Linked DNA regions of Homo sapiens: region 1 is linked to region 2. Evidence: chromatin contacts called from ENCODE Hi-C or POLR2A ChIA-PET data. All regions are on one chromosome and are shown on one strand. Each heading gives the region's core, a stretch centred on a gene start or an enhancer-like site at or near the end of the contact. The rest is flanking DNA. Distances are from core to core; before and after follow the strand shown. Region 1 overlaps STN1 (STN1 subunit of CST complex). Region 2 overlaps SH3PXD2A (SH3 and PX domains 2A).

What was found. Hi-C counts contacts between places; a loop is a spot of excess contacts on that map. ChIA-PET counts read pairs that join two places held with the same protein, here RNA polymerase II (POLR2A). Pooled maps may share reads with other maps.
Region 1: a loop to region 2 is called in a map of HepG2, with 10 times the contacts of the local background. The contact joins two enhancer-like sites. A Hi-C loop is called at or near these places in 52 of 168 maps with a recorded cell type or tissue (A673, CD14-positive monocyte, CD4-positive, alpha-beta T cell and 35 more), 37 of 37 single-sample maps with no recorded cell type and 41 of 50 pooled maps. POLR2A ChIA-PET finds 5 or more read pairs at or near these places in 7 of 52 experiments (BJ, CD4-positive, alpha-beta T cell, CD8-positive, alpha-beta memory T cell and 4 more).

What each region holds. Positions count from the first base shown.
Region 1 is chr10:103,884,756-103,890,396 of GRCh38, reverse strand. STN1 (STN1 subunit of CST complex) reads left to right here. Exons shown (of 10, transcript NM_024928.5): 9 at 1,253-1,325. Among named protein-coding and RNA genes, the nearest start is that of STN1, 31 kb to the left of the region's middle. Within about 2 kb of position 1,961, at least 22 of the 41 ENCODE cell types and tissues checked have a DNase peak (open chromatin) inside an H3K27ac peak, as active enhancers do; they include mammary epithelial cell, where a contact is called at or near this core.
Region 2 is chr10:103,710,407-103,716,810 of GRCh38, reverse strand. The region is part of intron 5 of SH3PXD2A (SH3 and PX domains 2A); the gene reads left to right. Among named protein-coding and RNA genes, the nearest start is that of SH3PXD2A-AS1, 33 kb to the left of the region's middle. Within about 2 kb of position 3,755, at least 3 of the 41 ENCODE cell types and tissues checked have a DNase peak (open chromatin) inside an H3K27ac peak, as active enhancers do; they include mammary epithelial cell, where a contact is called at or near this core.

The sequences.
Region 1 (5,641 bases), core at 712-3,211, 180 kb before region 2:
TTTCTCCTGAAGCCCTGCCTCAGGGAAATGGTTAAAATAAGTCAACACTTCTGTTTGCCTAGTGCTTTCCTAGGTTCAGCAGCTCTCACACATGACCTTGTTTAATCTTCGTCATAACCTTGTGAGCTGAGAGAAGGCAGGTGTTCTCAAGATGCCCCCTCCAGTAAGGCAGGTCAGACAGGCATTCTTGGGCTGTCTTTAAGGAGGAAACTTACAGCTATTTGTTTGCATGCCTATTTTCTTTCTTCCTTTCTTCCTCTCTCTTTTTCTGTTTCTTTTTTTTCTTTCTCTTTCTCTCTTTTTTTGTTACTAGATTCACTGTGGAACATGAAGGTGAAACCTGTTGTGTGCTGCTTCCCTCTTAATCTGAGCTGGTTAAAAAAGACTAAGTTGGCCAGGTGCGGTGGCTCACGCCTATAATCCCAGCACTTTGGGAGGCCAAGTCGGGTGGAATCACTTGAGGTCAGGCATTCGAGACCAGCCTGGTCAACATGGTGAAACCCTCATCTCTACTAAAAATACAAAAATTAGCTGGACGTGGTGGTGCACGCTTGTAATCCCAGCTACTCGGGAGGCTGAGGCGGGAGAATCACTTGAACCTGGGAGGCGGAGGTTGCAGTGAGCTAAGATCGTGCCACTGCACTCCAGCCTGGGCGATAAGAGTGAGATTCCGTCTCAAAAAAAAAAAAAAAAAAAAAAAAGGAAAAAGAAAAAGACTAAGTTATGTCTACCTTTGAGAGCAGAATGTGTTTCAGTGGATAGGCTAGCTTTACTCTCATGCTAGCCTGTCCTTGCAGGGTTTTTTTTTTTTTTTTCTCCTTTTATTTTTCCTTGTGGTTGGGAGAAGCAAGAAAACTGATGCAACACAAGACAGGTGTCAGGGCCCAGAAGAAGGAGTCATGGGGTGGAGATTGGAGGCCTTGATCACTGTGCCTCGCTCAAAACTATAACAACAAATAACAAAAATGTGTTATGAGTGTTGAAGAAGAAAGTTGTCCCTTAAAAGTATGCAATTCCAGCTTTTTTTTTGTTTTAACCTCATTGCCCCAATGAACCAACTCCCAAGGACGTGTCCTCTGGGCAGAACTGGTTTGACACTAGGCCAAGTATCAAACACCACATTAATGGTGTAGGGAAGATGATTATTATGTAATCTTTAGAAACTATCCTGAATACTAATTTGGAAGTCTGGATGACACAACTGCTGTGTTACCTAAGAACACTCTCTCTCTCAACTATTTTTCCTATTTAGGTAACCAGAGAAGACAAAGACCTGCACAGAAAGATCCACCGGATCATTCAGCAGGACTGCCAGAAACCAAATCGTAAGTGGTATAATGTACAAGTGATGCCCTGGTGCCCTGGAAGGGGATACTGTCTCCCGGGGAGCACTGGATGGAGAGTCAGGAGACCCGGGACTTTTCCCAGTAGTGACTTGGAAAGGTGATAGTCAAAGTACCTGCCCTCCCTGAGCCTCCATCTCCTCTCTAAAGGAGTGTTGGGCTAGCACAGTTGTTGTGATCTTGGCTGTACATAAGATTCAACCTTGGAGCCCTCTGAACATTCAGAGCCCAGATTCTACCCTGGGGATTTTGTTTCCATAGAGGATGAGGTGGGGGCTAGACAAGGAATTCTGATACAGTGAGGTCACCACACTAGGACGTTTTGATGTCATTCTGCTTCTCATGTTCTCTCTGATTTGTGTTATTTCCTATTTCATGCTTGCCCCCCTTCTTTGAACACAAACCTGACATTTCCCTCTATTCTAACATCAAAGCCTTTCAGTGTTGGAAGGGATGGTTCTAGACATGACTGTTTATGAACGGTGTAATTCAGTCATCTTGGAAACTGTTAATTTGCAAAAGACATGGTTTAGAAAATAGTTTTGGTAGAGTTAGTTCAGCCCCTAGTGGTTAGACACTGAAACTGTAGCTACTCTGACAAGGAACAATACCATTTCCACACTAGTTAGAGAAGGAAGCATTAGTCTATCTTTAAATCCTATGTAAACTGACCGGTCTTAAAGGCGACTTTTCAAAGTCTAGCTTTTGCAAACACATACTATAATAAGAAGTGTTGGAAAAGTTTGTTAATGACCCCAGGTCCCTGATCTGCCAGTGAACTCCACCTCCAGTCCTTCGGCCCATACATCCCTGGGGCCTGGACCTGTGCCAGGTTGAGTCAGTGGGTGAAGCTGGGCCAGGTTTCCAGCACTGGTGTTTATGGTAGACAGCCCTAGTTAGCCTTTAAGAAACCATGAGGTCGGATCCCAGAGTGGTGTGACAGCAGCTCTTAAAATAAACTCAAAGCAATATATTATTTCAGTGCAAGTGAATGGACTTTGTTCACTTCATTCAGAACAATAAAAGCAAATATCCTTTAGTTGAGGGAAAAGCCCATCTGTCCACAATTGAAGGAGCTTTTGAGAGCAGTGCAATGTGGGATTCCTCAGCCAAGAAGGGATGAGAAGATGCTCCCAAGATAACATCTCTGCAGTCACCCTATTCGCAGGCCTCCTGGCCAGGTTCTTATTTTCATCTGCATTAGGAATAGAATGGATTGAACCCTAGGGCTAGTAAAGCACATGAAAAGAATTCACATTTCATTTGGACTTGGCTCTCTGAAGTGTCCTGAAAGTAGCAGGTTTAACATCTACATCTACCCACAGCTCATCAAGTGGACAGGCCCTGCCACTCAGTCTGTGAATGGGAGCCTCTAAAAGCCACTAGCCAATCACCTGGCACTACTACACTCCCAGGAGCTGAATTCTGAAGCCTGAGCTACTGAGAATGCTGATAAAAGATGTTATAAGGACTGTGTTGGAACCTGCTGTGACCACCCCGCTTCATAATGTTATAACATAGCAATTCAGAATAGTAACGTATGCCCCTCATGAAAAGCCAAGCAGTGCAAAAATCCACTCCAAAAAGCCAGACTCCCTCCCAGCACTGAGCCCCAGCTTCTGTGTTCCCCTCTCCAAAGGCAGTGGTTGTTATTAGTTACTTGCATATCCTGTTGGATATGTGTTTTCTATCAGGGATAAACTATACAGATATGCACTTACAAACATATCATATTATTTATCCTTGACAGAAAACACAAGTGAAGTTTAGCCGACGATATACATTGTCCTACACCTTGTATTTTAGATCTAACATTGCCTTCTAGAGGTCAACAGTACACATGAAAGTGCCTACGTCTTTTCATTAGCTGGACAGCATGCTGTTACATGTATAGGTAAATATCCGACCCTCAGTCTAACCATACCTACTGGGCCTTTAGTTCCTTTCTAGCCTTTCAAACAGAATATAGCCTGGAGTTTTTCCTTGTCAGGATGATTGGTAGAAGGACTTGAAGTCATTTATGAGTGTCTCACAAAGGCTAACCCTTCAATAATGAAAGGACTATGAACATCAAGCCTGTCTTAGGTCCCTGAAGGATTGATACTTGTTCTCTGAAGATGGGCAATGTGGCGGCATTGTGAGGAGCTGTGCTCTGGAGCCACCTTGCCTAGGTTTGAATCCCGGCTTTGCCACTTGCTAGCTGTGTAATGTTGGGCAAGTGCCTTGGGTTCTTTAAATGCAAAGTGGGGATAATAATAGTACCTACAAGATGGGTTTTTATAAGAAGTAAATGAATTGGCATTTAGAAAGTTAGAAGAGTACTCAGTGCATAATTATGATCCAAAAAGTATTAAATAAAAATGAAGTTCTCTTTCCTAATGGCACAAGTGGTAACCCCTAATTCTCTAGCCTGCAGGCCTGAAGGCTCACCCTCTACTTGGTTTAATATTGATCTGGAAGGAGGCAGTTTCAGATAGAATCTGTATGTGGATTTTGCTGTATTATTGTTGGAGTAAAGTTGACAAAATCTGGATTTTGGCTTTCAGTATGGGTACAACAATGGCAAATTATCCAAAAGAGCTCTATGTTGAACATGTCTTTTTATCTCTAACTTTTTACTCTGAAAATATTCCAATTTATCAAAAAAAAAAAAATTAAAAGACTGGTACAATAAACACCGATATACCCTTCACCTAGATTGACTAAAAACTTCAGTTTGTATTTGCTAAGCATGCAGAAATTCTCCTATTTGATCACCAAATCATTTCACACCGAAGAAAATTAACATTTGATGAGTTCCAAAATGGCAGCCTTTCACTAAATGTTACTTTATACCATTAGCTTTTCAAAAATCTCCCATGTATTTAGCTCAGGTTCATTTTTTACTATCCCAGAGCTGGAGAGAACTGCTGCTTTTGGTAGAAACTGAGTACCATATAACACTACTTATACTGGAGGATTTTTTTTTTAAACTTAAGACAAACTTTTAAAAAAGACTTAAAGAAGTTTAACCTTTTGTAGTTATAGTAGTAGGTTATATCTGAAATGTATCTTTATGTCATTTGGGTCTCTAGAACATTAGCCTTTGTGGTTTCTGGTGGAGGTATGATGGGGTATAGTATGAATCAGGCTACATGTGAAAGTTCTTGGGAAAATATAAGGCGCAGTTATCACCGCTCATAGTGATCCGTCATAAGATAACTATGTCTGCCAGGCAAACACTTTTCAGAAAAGTCTGCTTCGGCTTGTGGGTTTGTTCCAGAAGAGTCGAATTATGTAATTGTACTAACCCCTGGGGAGCTCCTTGCTGGCCTTTCCTACTTTTACTGTTTTATAATAATTTCTCACTTAGAGAAGAATCTAAGGCCAGGCACAGTGGCTCACTCCCATAATCCCAATGCTTGGGAGGATTGCTTAGGCCAGGAGTTCGAGACCAGCCTGGGCAACATAGCAAGACCCTGTCTCTACAAAAAATAAAAATTAAAAATAGAGAGGAGTCTAAGTTCACATTACCGAAGTGACTGGAGATCACTTTTGAACAGCCTCACCAGATAACCCTCAGCAGAACAGCCTTTCTGACTAAATAGTTGAAGGCCTCTGAGACAGTCAGCATCACTGCTTTGGGCCCCATGGATGCCTGTAAGTCACCTTGAGCCCTGGGTCCAAGCATCCAGGCCTTGCAGAAACTAAAAGCTGAGCAGCACTAAATTCCCTCTGCTCCTCCCTACCGTGTGCAGGTCTGTGTGGTTGGAGCCCCTCACCCTCCATCATCAAACCTATCCTTGCTTGCTGGTCAGCTCTTCCTCCTTGAGAGGCTTTTCTTCTTGGGAAGGGATGAAGCTTTTCTAGAGCAGGAACTAAGTTACATTCATCTTCTTGGATTACGGATATGATGAACCAAATCATAGTAGTTCCCCCTGGTCTCTCATCCACACAGCCACCCTGAGAAGGAAGTGGTTTTGTTCCCGGGAGTGACTTTGTCCCAGTTGTAGAGCCAGGGCTTGAATTCTGGTGTGGTGGACTCCAGTGGCAGCTCCAGGTCTGCCAAGCTCTACTTGCTCCTCCTTGCTCAGCAATGCACACATAGTAGGTGTTCAGGAAGTCTATGGAGTGAATGTTGAAGAAACAGCCTGGAAGTATAGATGCCAGCAATCCCAGTTGGAAGGAGTAATGAGTGGACACAGCCACTAGAGGTCAGAATTTAGCAAATTTTTGTTAGCCCAGGAGCAGTCTCTGAACCTTAGGGTTGGAAAGGGCCTTGGAAGTGGTTTTCACCACAGCTGAGAACACTCAGGCCT
Region 2 (6,404 bases), core at 2,506-5,005:
CTGGCAGTCCAAGCCTGTGGGCAGGGTGGGCACACATGCCTTTGGTGCACCCATATCACAGAGGGGAAAACTGAGGCCAGGGCTGAGCTGATCTGCCCTGCTCTTGTCACTCACTTAGTATCTTTCTTCTTGGGCCTCTTACCAGCCCACTGGCCTTACCAGCCCACCTCTTACCCACGATGGGACACATAGTGGGCCCACACAGTGGGTAGACAGTCACCTCCCACTTCCTGCTCTCACCCTGGGCTTATCCCTTCGGCTTGTTTCTTCCTGCTGAAGCCAGCCATGATCCTGGTTAAATTCTTGACATTGCATGGGAGGAGCAGATAGCCCTGCTAAACTGGTTTCTGTTCTTCAGCCCAGGGCCACAGAGCCACCCTCTGTTGTACAGTAGAACAATGCCCCAATGTTCCGAGGGACCTGGGGTGAGAGGAGGATGGACTGAGGCCAGGCCAGAACCATCCCTGCCTCAGCCTGCCCATCAGGGGCCCCCAACACTCCCCATGGGGCAGAGTCCACCCCCAGTGTCCCTGCCTCCTGCGGGGAACCCCAGGGCAGGCCAAAAGGGGAGGCCATCCTGCGGGAGGCCTGCCCCAGCCAGAGCACAGGTTTGGGAACTGGGCCGGGCTGGTTAAGGTGGTGCAGGGGCTGGCTTAGGACACTGAGGGAGGCTGCCAGGGAAGGAGGGCCAGGGCAGAGGCAGATGCTGCTTGGGGCCTGGGGTGGGAGGAGGTCAGACTCAAGAAAACACTCTCCTCTGCATGACTTTCTCATCCTCCCCTCCCATTTATATTTTGGGGATGGTTGTTTCATCTTGGACTGCATGGTAAAATTGTGGGGAGTCCAGTGAGGGGGACAGAGGTTGTTGCTGCCATTTGCCTGGGAGAAGCAGAGCCCAGGAGGACAGATGAACTCTGCCAGCCCTGCTTCAGGGTTCCCGTAGGAAGACGAGGGGCAAGGTGGTGTGTGTGGCAGTGCAGCTGGAATAGCACTGAGAATGTGGGGTGTCTCCTCCAGGAGCCCCACATCCCCAATCCCAGTCGAATGCCAGGTCTGGCCTGTTCGGGAAGGCAGGGCGACTGCTCGGCTTATGTCTGGCTGCCAGCCTCTTGAGTTAGAGTCCAGGCTTCCCTGCTCACCAGCAGCATTGCTGTGGGTTGACTGCGTGGCCTTCCATTCTCTGTAAGTCACCCGGAGTCACTGCTCCGGCACTGGGGAGAATGAATTGGGATGATGCGTGTGGATCACAAACTGGGCACTGAGTCATACACCCTCCTACTCCCTTCCTTTTCCTAGGAGGCAAATGGAAGGTTGTGGACAGAGCCCTGGAACCTCTCCACAGCAGCCTCCCTTCACTCTGCAGGTAGTTACTGAGTGCCAGCTGTATGCCAGGGACCGCGTAGGCTAATCACCTCAAGGGTCAAAGCTGAAATTGTGAATTGAGTTAAATTAACTGCAGTGGCAACTGTGGGGACACCCAGCTCTGCCTGTGAGCTTGAATGGCTCACTTCTCCTCTTCCAGTCTGTTTCCCCATCTGTGCAAGGCCCCCGTGGTACATGTGGCAAAATGATTGTGAGGTTCAAGGGAGCAAATGCGTAGAAAATGCCCCTATGTACTTAACCCATCACAAAAGCTCAGGAAATGGGATTTTCTGTTTTTCTTCTCCTTTCCTCCATTAGCCCAGGCCTGGGTACAGAGCAGCCACCCCAAAAAGGCTGGGGGAATGGAATTGGGTTGGCCGAGCTGAAGGTGAGAGCTGGGAGAGGAGCATCTCACCGCATCCCTCTCTGCTCTGGGAGTCCTGGCCAGGGCTGGTGCTGCCTGTGGAGCGAGGCTGCCCCTACCACCCTGCAGGCTGTTGGAAACTCCAGGGCATCCCAAGTCCCTGTCTCTCCTGGGGGATTGGGGTAGAAAGTCCACCCACACATGCCTGGCTGCATTCTGGTCAGACACCTATCATCAAGATGGCTCTGTGTGCTCTGTAAAGCCCTGCCACCACCCATCTGGCCAGGGACGTGGGCCACACTGTCCTTGCAGCCCCCTGCCACTGGCTGCTGCACAAATAGCCTCTTTATGTTGATGGGCAGGAGGGCCAGCTGGACCTTGGAGCTGTGGGAGGCTGAGGGAGGGAACAGAACGTTAGATAAATAAACCTTGTCCATCCCCTGCCATGCCCCCTTCAACCTGGGTGGGCAGGTGGCAGGAAAATGCCCACAGGAAGCTGTGTCCAACCCACTTGAAAGGGGCATTGGCCGTGGGGAACAAGGACTTCTGCAGGCTCAGCTGTCATGCTGGGTCGGCGAGCTGGAGGGAAGCAGATTCAAACACCCCCAGTCCAGCCCAGCTCATAGCGCACACGCCTGGGAGGCCCATGTCCAGGGAGAGAAGATGACTCTGTTTTCAGGCCTGGCACAGGATTTTCTTCAGGGTGGGGAGGAAGGTGGCAGGGAAGGGTATCCTGGTGCAGGAGTGTGTGGGGGTAGACTGGGTCCCCCATTAATTTCTTGGGCTTGTGCATTCTATGTTCTCTGAAACCTCAAGACCCCCATGTGCCCACTCTCTTACCCCCAAGGAAGGCCTACAGAGCCCTTTGGAGCCTCTGGCGGAAGGGGTAAGCCCTGGAAGAGCGCTGAGGCCTGCTTTGCTGTTATGTTGTGTTCAAGGTGGGTCTTGGTTCCCCTGTGGTTATCACTACCCTCCATGTTCCTAGTCCCTGGGTAGTTACCCCTCCATGGGGAGTTTAAGGCAGAACTGAACCTAGAACCTGGGTCTTCGGCCACTGGGACCAGCCTTCCTCTGTTGCATTCTTGTGGGAGGCGTGTGTTCATGCAAGTGTTTCTAGATCATCTCTATGTGAGGCCCGGGACTTCAGAAGTAGCTCAGTCCCCACTCTCGGGGCCCTGGTGGTCTAAGGGGGAGGATAGCATGGCATGGGCCTGGCTTGCTTCCACAGGAGGCAGCAGACCATTATAGGCTCTGGCAAACCCTGGCTCCTCCCCCACCTGCTGTGTGGCCTGGGAATTATTTAAACTCCCAAAACCTCAATGTCCTTGCCTATAAAACAGGGCTTATAACAGCTGCTGATAATGGGGAAGACAGAAAAAGAACAACTGATTGTAATAGGTGCAGGGCCTTGCGCAGCAACAAACCAGCCTGCTGAGGTGGTCAGGAAGGCCTCCCTGAGGAGGTGGCATTCAGGCTGAGACTAAAGCAAGAGCTCACTACTCAAGGAGAGTGGCAGAGGAGGGCATCCAGGCCAGAGGGAGTCCCTGAGATTGTGTTTCAAGGATTGAAAGAAATTTCATCTTCCGTGAGAGTAAGGGATTTTTGGCTAGGGCTAGGCCAAGAAGAGATAGGCCTGAGGCAGTCATTAACAATCGCTACACTTCAGCATCAGGTAAATGGGCAGAACCTAGGGGTCTCTGGGCTATCTCCTGGCTCTGACATTCTGAGGTCCTAGCAGAACCAGTTGGCTATTGCAGTGGTCCAAGCATGCAACAGTCAGGATCTAGAGAGGGGCTGGATGGCTGTGGGAATGGGAGATATTCATAGACATAGTCCGAGATGAAAGGGACAAGCATCCAGAGACCTTGTGACTCCTTCCCCTTCACAGGCTCTGTAAGTTGGATCTTGAGGGTGGTTGGAGTTTGGGCACGTCTGTAACTTTGGGTCACTTTGAAGCCCTCGGTTCATGAGATACATGTGTATCTGGCTCCACCCCATGGCCATATCGGATATTACAGCTCCCAGCGTCTGGCTGATGCTGTACTAAAGCCGTGCTGGACCCTTGAGCATGGTTTATCTTGTTTGAGCATCCGTACAATCCAGGGAGGCCCATGCTCCTTTCTGCAGATGAGGGACCTTAGGCTGAGACTGGTTGACTTACCTCTCAGCTAGGAAGTGTCAGAGGCTGGACTCATGCCATTGCCCTTCAGCTCCAAGTCCACACCCCACACGGGGGTGAGCTGAGGATGAAGTGAGAAGCACCTGACCCTTGGCTGGGGCAACTAGCTCCAAATTTCAGGATGGGACCCTTCATCAGACAGAAGGGCAGAATAACTGCATCAGGACGCCATGGTTGCCATGGTCACCACGGGGGCTGAAGGTAGAGTTGAAGGCATGTGCCACATTTGGGATCTTTTAAGGGGAACCCAGGTTTCCTGCTGGGCCACATCCCTGAAAAGGTACAAGGTTTGCTGAGACTGCCAAGTCTGGTCCAGGCCCCCCAGGGCAGCCTGTTGAGACCCTTCCCCCAGCCTCAGGAGCTCCAAGGAGGGGCTTCCTATCCCAGGAGGGTTCAGGCCTCTGAGGAGGGGTGCTGCCTGGCTGGTACAGGCTCCTCTGATGGAACAGACACAGGGAAACCGGTTCTAGAAGCACTCAGAAAACCAGGTTTCCCGCTCCCAAACCACAGACTGAGCCCTTGGCTTCCCACACCCTCTCTCATGAATGGCCCATTTGGTCATGGGTCCAGAGGGCACGCAGATGGCTACGTGCAAAACCCCACCCAGGACATGTGGCCCGGAGCATGGCTCAGTGGTCAGAGCCAGAGGGAGAGTTTCCCCCAGACAGCTTTACTGAGGTATAATTTACATGCTATAATATGTACTTGTTTTAAGTGTACAATTAATTCATTGATTACTAATACTTTTACAGTTGTGCAACCATCACCACAATCCAATTTTAGAGCAGTTCCATCTCCCTTAAAAGATCCCAGAGGGAGGTTTTGGGGTTATTTTCTTTCCTTTTTTTTTTTTTAATTTTGAGACAGGGTTTCTCTCCATTGCCCAGGCTGGAGCTCAGTGGCACAATCGTGGCTCACTGCAGCCTTGACGTCCCAGGCCACCTCAGCCCCCAAGTAGCTGGGACTGCAGGCACACACCACCATGGCAGGATAATTTTTTTATTTTTATTTTTTGTAGAGACGGGGTCTGGCTCTGTTGCCCCTGCTAGTCGCAAATTCTTGGCTTCAAACGATCCTCCCGCCTCGGCTTCCCAACGTGCCAGGATTAGAGGTGTGAGCTGCCATGCCTGGCCACCAGAGGGACATTTTATATTCTTCCAAACTCCAGGTTTTGGAGACCTGTTGGTATCCCTTCCCTCTGCTCCTGTGTGAGGGGAGGACATGCCTGTTCCCAGGGACTGAGTCTCTGCCCCACTTGCTGCTGCTGTCATTTCTGGGCCCTCTGGTAGTTCCAGCTGCTACGCTGCCCTTGCACAGATTGCTCAGTAGCCCGGGGACGAGGTCTGCCTGGCCCTCCCGGTGCAGCTCTGAGGTGGACTAACCACTGAGTTGGCGCCCAGGGTGAAGGGGGAGGGTGTTCATCTCAGTGGGCACGTTCCCTGCGTATTGATTCCAGTGGCCCAGCTGGGTGTTCACTTTGAACTTCATCCCCAACCCCAGGTAGTTACGTGCCCCAGGTCAGTGGGAAGGCCACCTCAAATGCAATGCTTACTTCCCCCCAAACTTCTTAGAAGGCCAGTAGGTGCAGGCAACAGGCCAAGAGGCTGCACCACAATGATGCCCAACTTTCTACCCAGGGAAATTCCAGGTGTTCTGGCAGCTCAGCTGTTTAGCAGAAAGTGCATGAGGAGCTGATTATCAGCTTGGCTTTTTATAATCATTTTTCCCTCTTGGGATGCTCCTGGGAAGGAAGGTGGCAGAGCTGTTAAGGGAGGTGGCCTTGGACTCACAGGTGTAACTTCAGATCCTGGTTCAGCCCCCCACCAGCTATGTGCCAGGTGGGGCAACCGTTTTTTATTATTATTTTTAGAGACAAGGTCTCTGTCTCTCTCCCAGTCCTGGAGTGCAGTGGCACCATCACAGCTCACTGTAGCTTCAAACTGCTGGGCTCAAGCAATCCTCCTGCCTCAGCCTCCCGAGTAACTAGGACTACTGGCACATGCCACCGTGCCCCACTATTTTTTAAATTTTTTGTAGACATTGGGTCTTGCTATGTTGTTGAGGCTGGTCTTGAACTCCTGGACTCAAGCCATCCTCCTGCCTTGGCCTCCCAGGCAATCTTTTAACCCCACCTAAACTCACCACTTACTCACCACACCTGGGCCTGCCATCCCCACCTCTCACCCCAATACTGGGACGTCTCACTTGTGGCATATACCACAGAGGTAATTAAATCCTTAACATCCGGCTTCCCTGAGAGGCTGCACACACCCTGAGGGCCGGGACATTACTGCCAGGCATCTACCATATCCCTCGTGCTAGCTGAAGGATGGACACAGTAAATGCAATAAATGGAGAGGATGACTGTCTGTGGGCCTTATGTTCCCCCAGGAGTAAAATAGGGACCATAGAAGTGGCAGCATAGGGTTACTATGAGGTCTAGAAAGCTAATAATAGCTCAATTACTGTATCTCACCATGTGATGACATTCTTCTAAGC